Linked DNA regions of Mus musculus: region 1 is linked to region 2. A link is a loop called in an ENCODE intact Hi-C map of the cell type or tissue named here. Cell type or tissue: left cerebral cortex. All regions are shown on one strand. Each heading gives the region's core, and the rest is flanking DNA. Links, peaks and the distances in the headings are about the cores only.

Region 1 (7,297 bases), core at 966-5,965, 630 kb after region 2:
TCTCCTTTACTAATAGAAAAAACGCCTTTAGGGCTTGAGCACAGGACCTGTATTTCAGGGGAATGTTGACAATCCATAACTCCAGGGTGGACTACTAAGCCCTGCAAGGTGAGTGAACCTCGGCCGAGAATAAGGCCCATGGTTCCCGGGGGCAAGGATGGTATAGGCTCCACCGGCACCGGCTGAATACTCATTTGAGGCATTAATAGGAAGTCGGAGGCGGCACGCAGGTCCACCCTTGTGGGTCTTCCTGGGTCGCCTCTCTGACTGCTTCCTGGGTCCTGACAAACCGGTTCCCATATCTTTGAGGGCCCTGGGACCGAGGGCCCGATGACCCGTTTTTTGGCACATCAGTTGATTGACTATCAGGTGGGGGAAGGACTCTGCCCCTTATATCCCTCACAGAGCGACACTGGTCAGCTCTATGATAACCCTTGCCACACTTAGAGCAAAGAGTGAGAGTCCCTCCCTGTTTATCTGGAGCTCTGCAATCTTTCTTAAAATGCCCAGGCTTTCCGCAATTAAAACATGTCCTCTGATTATTTCTGCTCATGGAGCGGTTCTGAGATTGAAGGATGGCAGCCGCTAAACCTGCATTGCTGAGAGGTCCCCCAAGCTCTCGACAGACCCTGAGCCAGTCTTGTAAGCCTTTGTTCTTTCTTGGGGCTATGGCCGCTCGGCACTCCTTTGTGGCTTGCTCGTAGATTAGCTGTTCTATGAGAGGCGCAGCTTGCTCTGACTCTCCAAAAATACGCTCTGCTGCCTCTGTCATTCTGGCCACAAAATCTGAGAAGGATTCCTGAGGTCCCTGGATTATTTTTGTTAACTGACCAGTGGTTTCACCTGCTCGAGAGAGCGCCTTCCAGGCCCTAATAGCCGTGGAAGAAATCTGGGCATAAGCTCCCCAATGGTAGTTTGTCTGATCAGCAGAATAAGCTCCCTGACCCGTTAACAAGTCAAAAGTCCAATCTCTCTGCTCTGGAGTCAAAGCAGCTGCGTTTGCTCGGGCCTGCGCCTGTGCAGCTTCGTGCCAAAGCGCTTTCCATTCCATATATTTGCCCATACTAGGGAGAGCGGCTTTTACAACCGTTTGCCAGTCGGCAGGAGTTAGTGCCATGCCAGCGAGCCTGTCTAACTGCACCAAGGTAAAATTAGCATTGGTTCCGTATTTACGAACCGACTCGGCAATTTCCTTAATCTGTACGTATTCTACCGGAGCGTGGACACGCCCACCCTCGGCTCCTTCAAAGACTGGAAATGCCTGTTGTATTTTCTTTTGTTCCTCTCGGGGAATGAATGAGTCTGCGCACTGCCTCTCTGCGCACTGCCTCTCTGCGCACTGCCTCTCTGCGCATCTCTCTGCGCACTGCCTCTCTGCGCATCTCTCTGCGCACTGCCTCTCTGCGCATTGCTGACGCACTACGCAGGGCGGGGGCTCCGCATAGGGCGGACCTTGAAACCGACTGCCGGGAGGTTGAACAGTACGCTGACTTTCGCCAGCCGCTTTTGGCTTTTTTCTTGACCAATTAGCTGGCTGGTAATGGGCTGCTTCTTCCTCCCAGTCTGTTTCCTCAGAGGAGGATTCTTCACTTGCTTCAGAGCTACTAAGAGCTGGCTTCCTGAGCTCATCTAGTGACGAGTATCTCCTAGAGACCTCCGCTAATCGATCTTTTTTCTTCTCCCTTTTTCCTCTTTTTCTTCTAATCTCTCTCCAGGTATTCCTACCTAACCTTAACTTTTCCTCGGGTTCAAGACCCTTGGAAAGGCCTGTATACTTATTTTGTGTACCATACTTCCTCTTTGTTCCTACTCTTTCTTCCCGCTTTACTTCTGATAGCTTGTCCTGAATTTCCTCTAGAATTTTCAGCCCTATCTTAATCACTTGATAACATGTGAAAAAGAACAAAAGGGCTCCTAACACCAGAAAAAATTCAAGGCCAAACATACTCACTGGTACTCTCGTTCCCCAGCTGAAAAGTTCTGAATTCATACAGTTGAATCCTTCTTAACAGTCTGCTTTACGGGAATCTTTATCACCGTCGTTCCCCAGCTGATGAGTTCTGAATTCGGCAGTTGAATCCTTCTCAACAGTCTGTGTTACGGGAACCTTTATAAACGTGATCCGCAGTTCTGGTTCCGGAATGAGGGATCTTCCCTGCGCCAGTCCGGAGTTTTTTCTCGTCCCGGAATTCGGCACCAATTGTTATTAGACGCGTTCTCACGACCGGCCAGGAAGAACACAACAACCAGAATCTTCTACGGCAAAGCTTTATTGCTTACATCTTATGGGGCCAGAGTGTAAGAAGCAAGAGAGCAAGAAGCAAGAGAGAGAGAAAACGAAACCCCTTTCCTCTTTAAAGAGAACAACAATTGCCTCGGACGCATCACTCCCTGATTGGCTGCAGCCCATGGCCGAGCTGACGTTCACGGGAAAAACAGAGTACAAGTAGTCGTAAATACCCTTGGCTCATGCGCAGATTATTTGTTTACCACTTAGAACACAGGATGTCAGCGCCATCTTGTGACGGCGAATGTGGGGGCGGCTTCCCACACTGTGGGAATTTAAGGTTGCCATTCTTTTTCCAGAAGAGTTTCCAGATGCCTGAGGTGCAAATGTTAATGTAAACTATTGTTTTCTAAACATTACCATCTAGCTTAATTTCTTTCTCCTAAAATGGTGTGTAGTAGTTCAGGAAAACTTTTCTGTTTTCGTTGTCTTTCTCTTGGAAAACCAACCTATTAACTGTTATTACTATTTGCCTCAAGATCTAGAATTTAGCTGCTAAGATCCAACTGTAATTGATGACCCAAGGGAACAACCTACAGGCTGTCTCTGAAATGGAGACTGGGGAATGGAAGAGAATCAGAGTTCTATGTCATCTTTGCCTACATATGAGTTTAAAAAGATTCTGGTTCAAAAAAAGATCACAAACAATAAAACCACGTTTGTTGTCTGTAAAGATTAGCACGTACATTTAATCCCAGCATTCCAGAGGAAGAAGCCAGCCAATCTTTATGAGTTTGCGGTCAGCCTGGCCTTTATAGGGAGTTCCAGATTAGCCTACCTAGTGAAACTGTCTCAAAGCAACACCCCTCCCATGAGAAGGGAAGGGGGAGTGGGGGAGGATCTGTGTGAGAGAGCGACTAGGAGGAGAGGTGGGGGGGGCGGCTGATATTGGGATGTAAAGTGAATAAATAAATTAATGAAAAAAAAAACCCACAAACCCATCCACATTTGTATAAAGTAGATAAGGTCATTCTTATGTGCTCAACCTGCCCTCTAGTGTTTCATTTTAAGTGCTACTAAAATTTCTTAATCTCAAAATATCTGCTTAATAGGATTAAGAACAGTGTCATCAAATGAACAGAATAAGACTAAATCTCTGACACAGATGAAAGTCACATTGTAGAAAAGTGAAGGTCCTTCCAGAAGTTAGTTCCAATTTCTCTGGGGAGAGCTGCAATATCAATGGCAAATATACATACTGTATTTCAAGTTTTGTTTGTTAAATGGGGCATGAACAGAAGAGAACAGTTCAAATGTCATATAAAATGTGATCACTATGTTATTGCTAATATAGCTGCTGTTACATTAATGTATCAAAAGATATTTAAAATGTTAATTAGTGCAGTTTTATTATAACAGATATTCATAAAGTAGATAAATATAATTTTAAGTATTTTAGATTTAATTTTATTAAAATATGCATTTAATCTTGTCTTGATAAAGTTTAAAGTATTTGTGTTTGGGGTATTTATAACTAGTGTAAAATATTTATTTTTTTCTTCTTTCTTTATTGTTAGGTACAACATATAAATACATAACAAGCAAGAACATAAAAAGCTTCAAAAAAAACAAAACAAAACAAAACAAAACCCAAAGAGGTCTTTAAACCTTTTTCTGAAAGTATAAAACCATGAGAGTGCTCAGACCAAGGGTGATGCTGCAAGGCCAGAGGCAGCAGGAGGCAGACAAGCACTGCTTCTCTTCCAGAGCCTGCACCTAACAGTGTTTCTACCAGCAGCTGGATTCTCTACAGGGGAACCACCCAAATGGCAGTCCCCTTCAACAGGGGGGAGAAGAGGATGCAGTCATTAAAACTCCTTCTTCCTGCCCCAAACCAAGGAAAAGAACATCATCTCTCCTCAGTTTTCCTGGGCATGATGTCCGGAACCTGACATTTACCCAATCTGTCCAACTCAGTTCCTAACCAAAGCCAGAAGGTGCCCAAAGTTTTTGGGGGAGGGGAAGAGGCTAGCATGTTATCAAACAGATCTTTATTTGAAGTCATCATTGGTGCCGTTTCTTGCTGTTTATTTATTTGTTAGCCTGTTCTTCTAGTTGCATGACTAGACACAGGCCTTGAGAAGTGCCTAGCCTGCTTAGCCTACTGTGTCAGGGCAGATTCTGGCTTGTTCACAAAGGTCTCCAAGTCATTGTCTGGCTGATCTGTCATCTCAGAGAGCTCAAGCCAGCTTGGGCCTTGCTGTGTGATCTCCCTGAGCTCTTCCAGGGCCCTCTCTTCCAGCTCCCTGATCTGAGTCATGACTTCATTAAAGCTGGACATCTGGGAAGACAGCTCCTCTTCATTGCCAGCCAGAGAAGTCCCATTAGAGCTGGCTTCCATCACTTCAGTTTCCATCTGAACTGACTGCTCTCAACCGGGCCCACTGTGAGGGCTTAGCTCCTTGACTCTGTCTGTGTATCTCAGCATGTTGAACATTTATTCATAGGAGCTTATGCCTAGTGAGATCATGGTGGTCATGTAGGTCCTTGAGTTCTCTCCAATGAACGACGCCCTCAGCAGCTATGTCAGCTTGCTCTCACAGAATGGTGTATGAGCCTTGTTCTGTCCCAGAGCCCGGATACATTCCTTCAGAGGCAGGAGAGACTTGTTAATTTCTGCACTCTCCATGTGAGTCTGCCGGTCAGCACTAGACATGTCAGCCACTCGTTCATTCCCTGTCAGATCCACCAAAGAGAATTTGCCATGTAATCTCCCTTGAGCTCAAAGAAGAATCTGGAAGCAGGCGTGGGAGCAGGAGGAAATGGAGTTGGCAAATGTTTGTCCAGAAGTCCTGCAGGCACTGCCCATGTTGATCATCTTGACGACATCAGCAGCAGAGGTAACCAGATACTCCTGCAGTCCCACAGCCTGCAGTTGCTGCCTGCTGTCCTCCAGCACATGTAACTTGGCCTTTTGTTGAGCAGATCAAACACCTTCCCATTGTAGATCACGAAGAATGTCACATAAACTTCCAGGTTTAAGTTCCAGTATGGAGACTGATTCTTTAGAAGGAAGACATCCTGAGAAACCATTGTGTAGATCCCTTTGGATGTGTTCTGACTTTTACCAGACAAATCTCCTCCCATTGTATGCCTGTTCCCACTGCCTCTCTGTCCATAGGCAAATCATGTTGCTTTTCCCCCTTCAAAAATCGCCTGTGTCAGTGGCCTTGCTGTGAACCTGAGTCTGCTAAACTCTTGTGGGTGATGAGGTAGCTGATAAACCATTGGAAGGTGTAATCTCAGCACTAGGGAGGCTGAGGCAGGACTGTCATGGTTCAAGACCATCTGAGCAACACAGACAGGTCTAGGATAGCCTGGGCTACAGAATGATCTCTTGTCCCCCCAAAAAAATCAAAGAGAACTGCTTATAAACTATATTTAAAAGAGAGGTCATTGTCTCAGAAAAGTTTAACTGCACATTGTATATTGTGATAGGTTTGCAAGAAGTATGAGAATACTCTATCACATCTAAATTCCAAGCACATGGGATATGGAGACAGGAAGACTGAGAATTTTGGACATAAAAAGTCTCCATGACATACATCAATTCTGCCTTTAGACACCCTTACTTTTGATAAGAAAAGCCAATGAAATTTAGACTCTATAGTTCTATGATTCCTATTATTTATTGGCTTGGCTTTCTAGTACACACACATATGATATTATCATAGTTGTGGTTATTGAGGCAGGTCTTGCTATGTGGCTTATGCTGCCTGAAATTCTCAACACTATTGCCCCAGTGTCTATGTACTACCATGCTCAGCTTCATGCACATACTTAACTGTCAGGAAGAATGTAAATGAAATAGGACTAAATGAGTTTGTTTGGTTTTAAACTGATAGTTTATGTGTCCTTATGTGCTAGACATTTTAGCATGAAGTGTTTAAAGTAATAAAGAAAAATGGACAGAAACGTGCTTTGGAGTACTATGTGTTTTCAATTTACTAAAAAGGGTAGCCTCAAGGAAAGCATTAGAGCAGGTTGGTTTTCCCTTCACAGGAACACTGGACCATGCAGCCACCGATCTTGGTGCTTTCTGTGTATCTGCACAAATGTTGTGACAGTGTGCCTACTTGGAAGGAGACAGATGCTACGGATGGAAACCTGAAGAATATGTTTGGCTTATCTGCTCTGTTTGCATGTTTGCCTGTCCTGCTGATGTTTATAGGGCCTTGCAATAGAAAGATAAGCATATTCATTACATGTCACAGTAAAATGTTCTCCAGGACTTAAACCAAGTACTCATGATGTCAAGCATCTGGATAAAATAGCGTTCACGTATCCATATGTTTTGTATTATGCAGATGAAACTTGCCAAGAAGGTCCCCTTCTGGACTCAAAGAAGTGGGCAAGCTGCATGTAATCAATTAATACAGGTAGCAAACACATTTATGACTTATGTGCCTAGTTAGAAAACCAAATAATGGCAATTTTCCTCTTTGAATCCTTTACTGGTTAACAGACAAACATGAAATATCTGAAGAAGAAAGAATAGGAGTTGAATTTCAGGGTCTGGGAACATGAACTCAATTTTGTCTCTGCTAGCAAGGTGGATTTTCTTCCTGAAATGGCTGAAGTCAGGAAACTATCTCTTGACACACTGGCTAAAGAGAGATCAGAATGGAAGTATACTTACGAAGGGCCAGTTAACGGTACAAAGGAGACTTCTTTTTTTTTTTCTTTCCATTTTTTATTAGGTATTTAGCTCATTTACATTTCCAATGCTATACTGGATCACAGGGCTCCCAATGGAGGAGCTAGAGAAAGTACCCAAGGAGCTAAAGGGATCTGCAACCCTATAGGTGGATCAACATTATGAACTAACCAGTACCCCGGAGCTCTTGACTCTAGCTGCATATGTATCAAAGGATGGCCTAGTCGGCCATCACTGGAAAGAGAGGCCCATTGGACACACAAACTTTATATGCCCCAGAACAGGGGAACGCCAGGGCCAAAAAGGGGGAGTGGGTGGGTAGGGGAGTGGGGGTGGGTGGGTATGGGGGACTA
Region 2 (7,297 bases), core at 1,305-6,304:
ATGCAAATGCACATAAAATAAAAGTAAATAATTTTTTAAAAAAAGTGTTACCATTTGGTGACACGGGGTGGTGGCTAGTGTGCTATGAGTGTGTGTTACTGAATTGGTGTGAGCCTATGTGAACTCCTGACCATGCAGTCAAGCCATTGACGTACTGGTCAGTGCTGCCGAGTTAGTCACAGCAATTCACACTCTTTACGCCTTTGCTTAGGCTAGTTTAGCCATCCATGTTGGAGGATTAGACCCAGGATGAGATCCTCAAGTAGAGTACTGGCTTCCTGCTGGGACTGTCCCTTTTGGCTTTCCGTTTTCTACCTCATCTGCTCTCAGGAACTGGGCTCTTCATATGAAACATACAAGGAAGGTCCTGTCAGGATGTAGAGTTTTCATGGGGCACGCCTGTTCATTCCTGTAATCCCAGCTTTTGGGGGATCTGAGGTAGATGGAGCAGGAAAAGTGAAGTTTTAAAGCCAGCTAGCTTTATGTTTACGCCTATGCTGGACACCTTAAAGAGATCCTGTCTCAAGACAAAACTTAAAAGGCCTGGGGCACAGCTCGGTGGTAGAACACTTGCTTGGTATACAGAAAATTCTGGATTTAATTTCCAGTAAGGAAAAACAGAACAAACAATCAAATAAATAAACCAACAAAACCACAAAGAAACAAACGAAAGGAAAAAGGAAAAAGAAAAGCAGATTTTGTTGCAACATTAACAACATTTGAGGACATTGGTAACTGAAATGAACCAGTCATATTAAGTACAAACACTGTGTGATTCTGCTCATAGGAGGTATTTGGAATAGTCACACAGAGAAGGAAGCCTGGTATAGGGCATGGCAGCACATGCCTACAATCCTAGCAACTCAGGAGCCTGAGGAACCAGGACCACAACTTTAGACAGCTTGGGACTCTGCCAGAAAATGTATAAAGAACTGGTGAAGTAGCTCAGTGGTAGAGGCTTCCCATACCTCATATGGTTCTCTGGGCTGGATCTCCAGTACATATACAAGACGAAACAAAAATAACAACATGGAAGAAAGAAGAACAAGAAGATGAAAAGTGACCTGTTTAGTGTGTGTACAGTTAGTATTTTATGAGTTTTGTGAATGGGCTGAGTGAGGACCACAAATAAATGTGAAAATAATCTCGATTGACTAAGACACTTCACAATTAAAGCTTTTTATTATGATGATTTTGTGGGTGTGCATAGTGCTTGCACATGTGCCATGGGGCGCCTGTGTGAAGGTCAGAGAGCAACTTGTTGGAGTTCCCTTTCGCCTTCCACTGTGTGGATTCTGGAGACTACATTCAGGTCATCAGGCCTGATGTCATAGCCTTCATCCCAGGAGCTTGTCTCCTTTAGCCCCACAATAAACACTGCAGTGTCTGCTTCCAGAGTTAACTGAATGTCAGAGAGTCCACATTTTATTTAACTCTGAAGGGAGATAGATGCCATTTGAACCAGTTTGTGCTACACTTGGAGTTGTAAGATACTAGAAAGCCTGGCCAGTTCTTTTGTTCTTTGAAATAAGCCATGCATTGCTTTGCATTAAAGCTTTAGTAACTACTTGAAAGAAATGGAACTGGACTTCAAGGCTGGTGAGGGTACTGAACTCCCATCCTGCACTCAGGCAAGCTGCCAAGAAAGTCTCCATTGTAACAAACACAAGCAGAGCAAAAATGCTGAATTGTTTTCTAGTATCCCGGGCTGGCATAGTCATTCATCTGGTTGGTAATTTCTGGGTTCTTGGATGTGCATGTGCATGTGCATCTTGTGTGTGTGTGTGTGTGTGTGTGTGTGTGTGTGTCTATGGTGGTGCTTCTGTGCAATGCACAACTGTGGAAGTCAGAAGACAACTTTGTGAAATCAATTATTTTAAACTATTTTTATGTGGGTGCTGGGGATTGAACTTGGGTTATAGGGCTTGCTCAGATGAAACTTTACCCACTTCACTATCTAGTTGGCCCAAGTTCCTGGGACTTGTAGAAGATGCACTGGCAGCTTCCCTCTGGTTCCCACATGGAGAGCTGGTGATACTTACTCTATCTCCTAGTAGTTGGCACTTAATGAGTATTCATTGGGCACACTGGCACACAATTATAGATCAAAATACTCTAAGTCTGAGACAGCAGGATCCATCATTTGAGCCTAGAATTTCAGAGTGACCCTGGGAAACTGCACAAGAATCTGGTACCCTAAAAATTGTTGATGGGGCTAGAGAGGAGGCTCAGCAGTTGAGAGCACATGCTATTCTTGAGGAGGACCTGAGTTTGCTTCATAGCACCCAGCTTTGATAGCTCTATCTATAACTCTCACTCCTAGGGATCCTACACTCTCTTCTAACTTCTCTGAGTTCTCATATTCATGTGCGTATGCTCCCACGAAGACACATACATACACATATAACTAATAATTTTAAGGTATTCAATGAAAATAGATGACAAATATGTATAAAACTAATGTCCTGAGAGTTTTATATAGTACATTATTATGGTGGTTTAAATGAGAATGACCTCCATAGGCTCATATGTTTGAATGTTCAGTGCCCAATTAATGGAACTGTTTGGGAAGGATGAGAGGATGTGGTCTTGTTGGAGGATGTGTTTCTCTGAGGATGGGCTTTGAAGTTTCAAAAACTCATACCAGGGCCAGTCTCCCTCTTCCTGTAATTTGCAGATTAGATGTGCGCTCTCAGCACTTCTTTATCACCATGCCTGGCTGCCTCTATGCTCCTTGCCATGATGATAATAGACTAGCCCTCAAAATTGTAAGCAAGCCCCTAATTAAATGCTTTACTTTATAAGTTGACTTGGTTATGGTGTCTCTTCATAGCAATAGAAAATAGCTATGATGATTATATATTTTGAACATGGCTATACAATATCATCTATATTTGTTGGGCCTAGAGGGGACACATGCTTTTAATCTGTGATTTTGAGGATTTATTTATTTGGATTTATTTATTCATAAGACAAGTCTCATACTGTCTGCCCTCCAAGAAGGAGTCTAGGACTTCCAGTGTTGGGATTTCAGAAGGGCACCACTAGACTGGCTATTGTCCCCTACCCTCCCCCTGCTCCAATGACAGCCATTCTGACTAAGATTTTCACCTCAATGTAGTTGGCTGTTAAACATTTAGACTTTTTAAATTTATTATGTTATATGATATGTGTGTATGTGCATATGAATGTGGGCATGTGACTGCCATGACACTCTTGAGCTGGTTGGTGGATAACTTTCGGGAGTCATATTTCTCCTCTACCAAATCTTCTAGGCATTGAACTGAATTAATCAGTCGTGGGTGGCAAACATTTCTATCCACAGAGCCATCTTACCAGCCCCACAATTTAGTTCATTTAAAAAAGTTTTTGCATTAATTAATTCATTCATTTGTTTATTGTAGGAGTGTCTGTTGTTTTGCTTGCCCAGGCATTCAGTGTCTTCCTCAATTGCTCTACACCTTTTTTTTATTTATTTGTGTTTTGCCTTCATGTATATTTGTGAGCCACTTGCATGCCTGTGATGCCAGAAGAGGGCACCAGATCCCCTGGAGTTGAAGTTAACAACCGTGAACAATCATGTGGGTGCTGGGAATGAAACCTGGGTCTGGACCTATGGAGAACACCCATTGCTTTTAACCACTGAGTCATCTCTCCAGCCCTCTTCACATTTTTTTTTTCTCTTGAAACTTGGTCTTTCACTGAACCTGGAGCTCATTATTTGGACTGGACTGTGTGGATAGCAAGCCCCTAGGACCTATCTATTTCTCTGCCCCAGTGCGGGGTTATTTGACACATGCCTCTGCTTAGACAAGGATGACCTTGAACTCCTCATCCTATCTGACTTTGATTCTAGGCCAGAGTGATGCTTGTAACTCAGATGCTTGGAGAGGCATGTTTGTGTCTGGTGCAGGAGATGCGTGTCCTTAGGGACTGGTGGGGCTGTGGAAAATGCAAAGTATTTGAGCAGCTTCTCTTTGAGTTTGTCACATGTAGCCATGTGAGAATGTGGGTGGGCCCAGAATTTAATTGTGTGAGTGTTTATAGAGTACACCTGTGTTAGTCATGGTTCTCTACAGGAACAGAACTGATAGAATGAAAAAGTATATTCATCAGGATTTACTAGACTGGCTCACAGGCTCGGGTCCAAGGTGTTCAGCAATTGCTGTTTTGTGTCAAAAAGCCAAGAATTGGTTGCTTTTCAGTCTATAAATCTGGCTGTATTAGCATGCCCAGTCTGGTACCAGAGCTCTGGGGAATTCCTGGACAGCTGCTGTTCTTCAGTGCACACTGGACTCCTGAACACACAAGTAAAGGAGCACGTGAGCAGCAAGACAGATGGTCGTGCTGGTGAGAGCAGAGCAACTCGCAAAAAGCAAAGTTCCCTTCTCTGTCCTTCTATGTGGGCTGCCAGCAGAAGGTGTGGCTAAATTTAGGGTGGATCTTCCTGATTAAGGTTAAGACAATTCCTCATAGGATCATTCACAAGCTTACATGTTAATTGATTGGAGTTAACCATCACAGTGTCAAAATTTAGATTTTTGTAGATCTGTATTTTGAAATTTTTGACTAGCATTTACATTTCATGTAAAATATTTCATAGCCCAGATCAAAGCTGGTCTGAGCTATCAGTTTTTAATCTCTCAAAACAATCTCCTATGGACAGGCTTCTTCACAGGAGATGTACAGGCAGGGTGCTGATTTTTCCAGCTTAACTAGAAGCCGGCTTTCTGGACTTGAGGAAAGAGGGAGGGGGTGGGGAAGGAGTGGGAAATGGTTTTCATTCTTTATGGAGGAGCCAAGGAGAGAGCCAACTCTCAGCCTGTGTGCTTGTTGCAGTACAGTACAAGCTTGGTAATTTGGATGGCTATTAGCTGGGGAGTCAGATATAAATAGCTACATGCAGTAATTACACTGAGGTATTCAGACAGGTTCAAGGTTCAGATTGCCTGACTAGGGCCACTATGACCACTACATCAAGATGGGGATGCTGGCTTCTAGGAGCTTCACAGGGAACATGGCATACAGGAAAACTGGGGTCAACTGAGCAGGCAGGGCCTGGGCTTCCAAGGCACCTTTGGCTTTTGTCTTTGCAGGAAGCCAGCCAAGGCCTTGGATATCAGCATTGAGTCATATGTGCTAGGATGAAGGCTGGTCAGGAAGGAAGAGGATAAATAGACCAGTTTAGTCTCTGGAAATTACCTGCGTAAGTATGAGCTAAAGAGGACAGGGTGTGGGTAGGGAAGAAGAAAGGGACAGTCACAAGCACCATGACCAAGGACTTGACAGGAAGTGAGGCAGCAGGGTGGGGGAGAGATCAAATCCACAGGGTGGCTCTGCTCCTTTCAGGAGGTTGTGGGAAGGCAAGTGACAAGTGAAGGGAACAGGCTTGTGAATGTGTGCACACTGCCACCAATATGCTTGTGTGCACACTACCACCAAATGGCAAAGTGATGGTCCCCTGCCCAACCGACTGTGCAGGACCTGTGTGAGGACGCATGGCCTGATCACATCTCAGTCTCTAACTTGAAGACATACCATAGCCTGCTGTGTTTAACTGATGTGTTCGTGGGCTGAATTCCCTACCTAACAAACGCACAGAGAGTTCCTGAGTTAGCCTGCCTTCTCTCATTTTTGTAACTCGTTCTTTGCTCATTAACTTTCATTATGATTAAGAGAACTAATTTATTACTCAAACTTGGATAATTAAAAGAAAAAAGATTGCTATTAATAATCACTTAGGGACAACAGAGATATGTGACACTGTCACAGGCAGGCCATGGGACACGTAGCAGTGATTCTAACCCTGACTTCCTTGAGAAGGTTAGGAGAGGAGTGTGTTCCATCTCTGGGAACTTTGTCTCTGGAACTCTTCTGAGTACTGTGGTAATTATGTATTGGCAAGAACAGTCTAGCCAGGTGTTCTTTGGTCACAAAGAAAGCACAAGATTCAGGGTGGCCTTTATTTTAGATACCAGAAGCAAAGATCGTGGTGGCATAATTAGGTTCCTAGGGAAGCCTGGCCACTCCAACATTTTGCACACAGAAAGCTCCCAGAGCCTTCCTCCTTTGAATGAAATCATGAGAGACTGTTATGGAGATGTGAAAGCAAAAAACTACCCAGGAACAGCAACAGCACAGTAGGCTGCCATCCTGATGAGTGGTGGCTAACCAGGAAAGCCATTCTCTGAGCTCTCCTGAGCACTGAGTTCTGGGTCTAGCTGCAACATCTCATTTAATTCCCAACAGACCCACTGGGTGATGGTTACCACAGGAAGCAAAGCTGAGATTCAGTCTGACAGAAGCCCTGACATAAGCTGTCCTCCCCTCTTCCCTCCCCTCCTCCCGCCTCTCTTCCCCCTTCCCCTACCACCTTCTTTCCTTTTCTTTCCCTCCTGTGATGGCCATTCATGGTTGTTATCTTGACTATACCTGGAATGAACTACAATTCAGAAATGGAGGGCACACCTGTGAGAGATTTCTGCCTAGCACTGGAGTCTCCATCTTTGAGATTCCAGCACATATAGAACACTAGCTGAGACACCCAGCCTTGTGACACTGGGCAACTTCTGAATCCGCAGACTTTTTATTCACATCTAGCTATTGTTGAGTTATTTGAACTGCAGCCTGTAAGTCACTCCAATAAATCCTCTGTGTGTGTGTGTGTATTCATTCCATACATTTTCTGACTCTAGAGAACCCTAATACACCTCCTTTACATATCCTTTTCTGTTGCCCACTATTTTTTTGTTATTGTTATGTTTTACATAGTGTCTAATTATATAGCCCAGACTGACCTTGAATTCAAGATGTAGGTAACGTTGGTCTTGAACTTTTGATTCTCTTTTTTCTACCTCCCAAGTGGCTGGGCTTACAGACATGAGCAACCAGGCCTGCCCTTAAGTAAATCTTATGGTTATCCAGCTCACAGATATTTTCTCTTTAAAGTGTTGTCTCCAATATTGTCTAATAAGTAAGAAATGTTTGGGTGGGAAAGTAGAGAGCCATCTGGAATGAACTAAAATGAGGGGTGCAGAGACAGACCTTTGGGTTTGTCTGATGCTAAGCCTGTGTTCCACCAGAATTAGACCTTTGCTCTGTGTGTCTCCCTTCTTCCCTAGCCTTCCTTTCTTTTCTACCCTTTCCCTTTTTTCTTTCTATGTTTTTATTTTCTGGATGTTTTGCTGCTATGTATGTCTGTACCATTGTATGCGTTTGGTGTCTCTGAGGCTGAAAGAAGGCATTGGCTAGCAGTCAAACTGCAGTCATCTGGAGAAAAGACCAGAGCTCTTGAACC

The links. Peaks named below come from ENCODE experiments on the same cell type or tissue, not always from the same donor. Only the 100,000 strongest peaks of a DNase experiment are listed, where the experiment ranks them.
Region 1: a loop joins it to region 2, with 3 times the contacts of the local background. A loop is called at or near these places in 7 of 42 quality-filtered maps.

Annotation. Positions count from the first base shown.
Region 1 is chr14:19,010,468-19,017,764 of GRCm38, forward strand. It overlaps the pseudogene Gm6785 and the pseudogene Gm3778. Among named protein-coding and RNA genes, the nearest start is that of Gm41099, 28 kb to the right of the region's middle. In left cerebral cortex, for the core only: CTCF peaks have their summits at 2,552 (motif pointing left) and 3,286; no DNase peak of the experiment used is centred there.
Region 2 is chr14:18,382,194-18,389,490 of GRCm38, forward strand. No RefSeq gene overlaps it. Among named protein-coding and RNA genes, the nearest start is that of Ube2e1, 54 kb to the left of the region's middle. In left cerebral cortex, for the core only: no CTCF peak of the experiment used is centred there; DNase peaks (open chromatin) are centred at 4,325, 4,777, 4,994 and 5,291.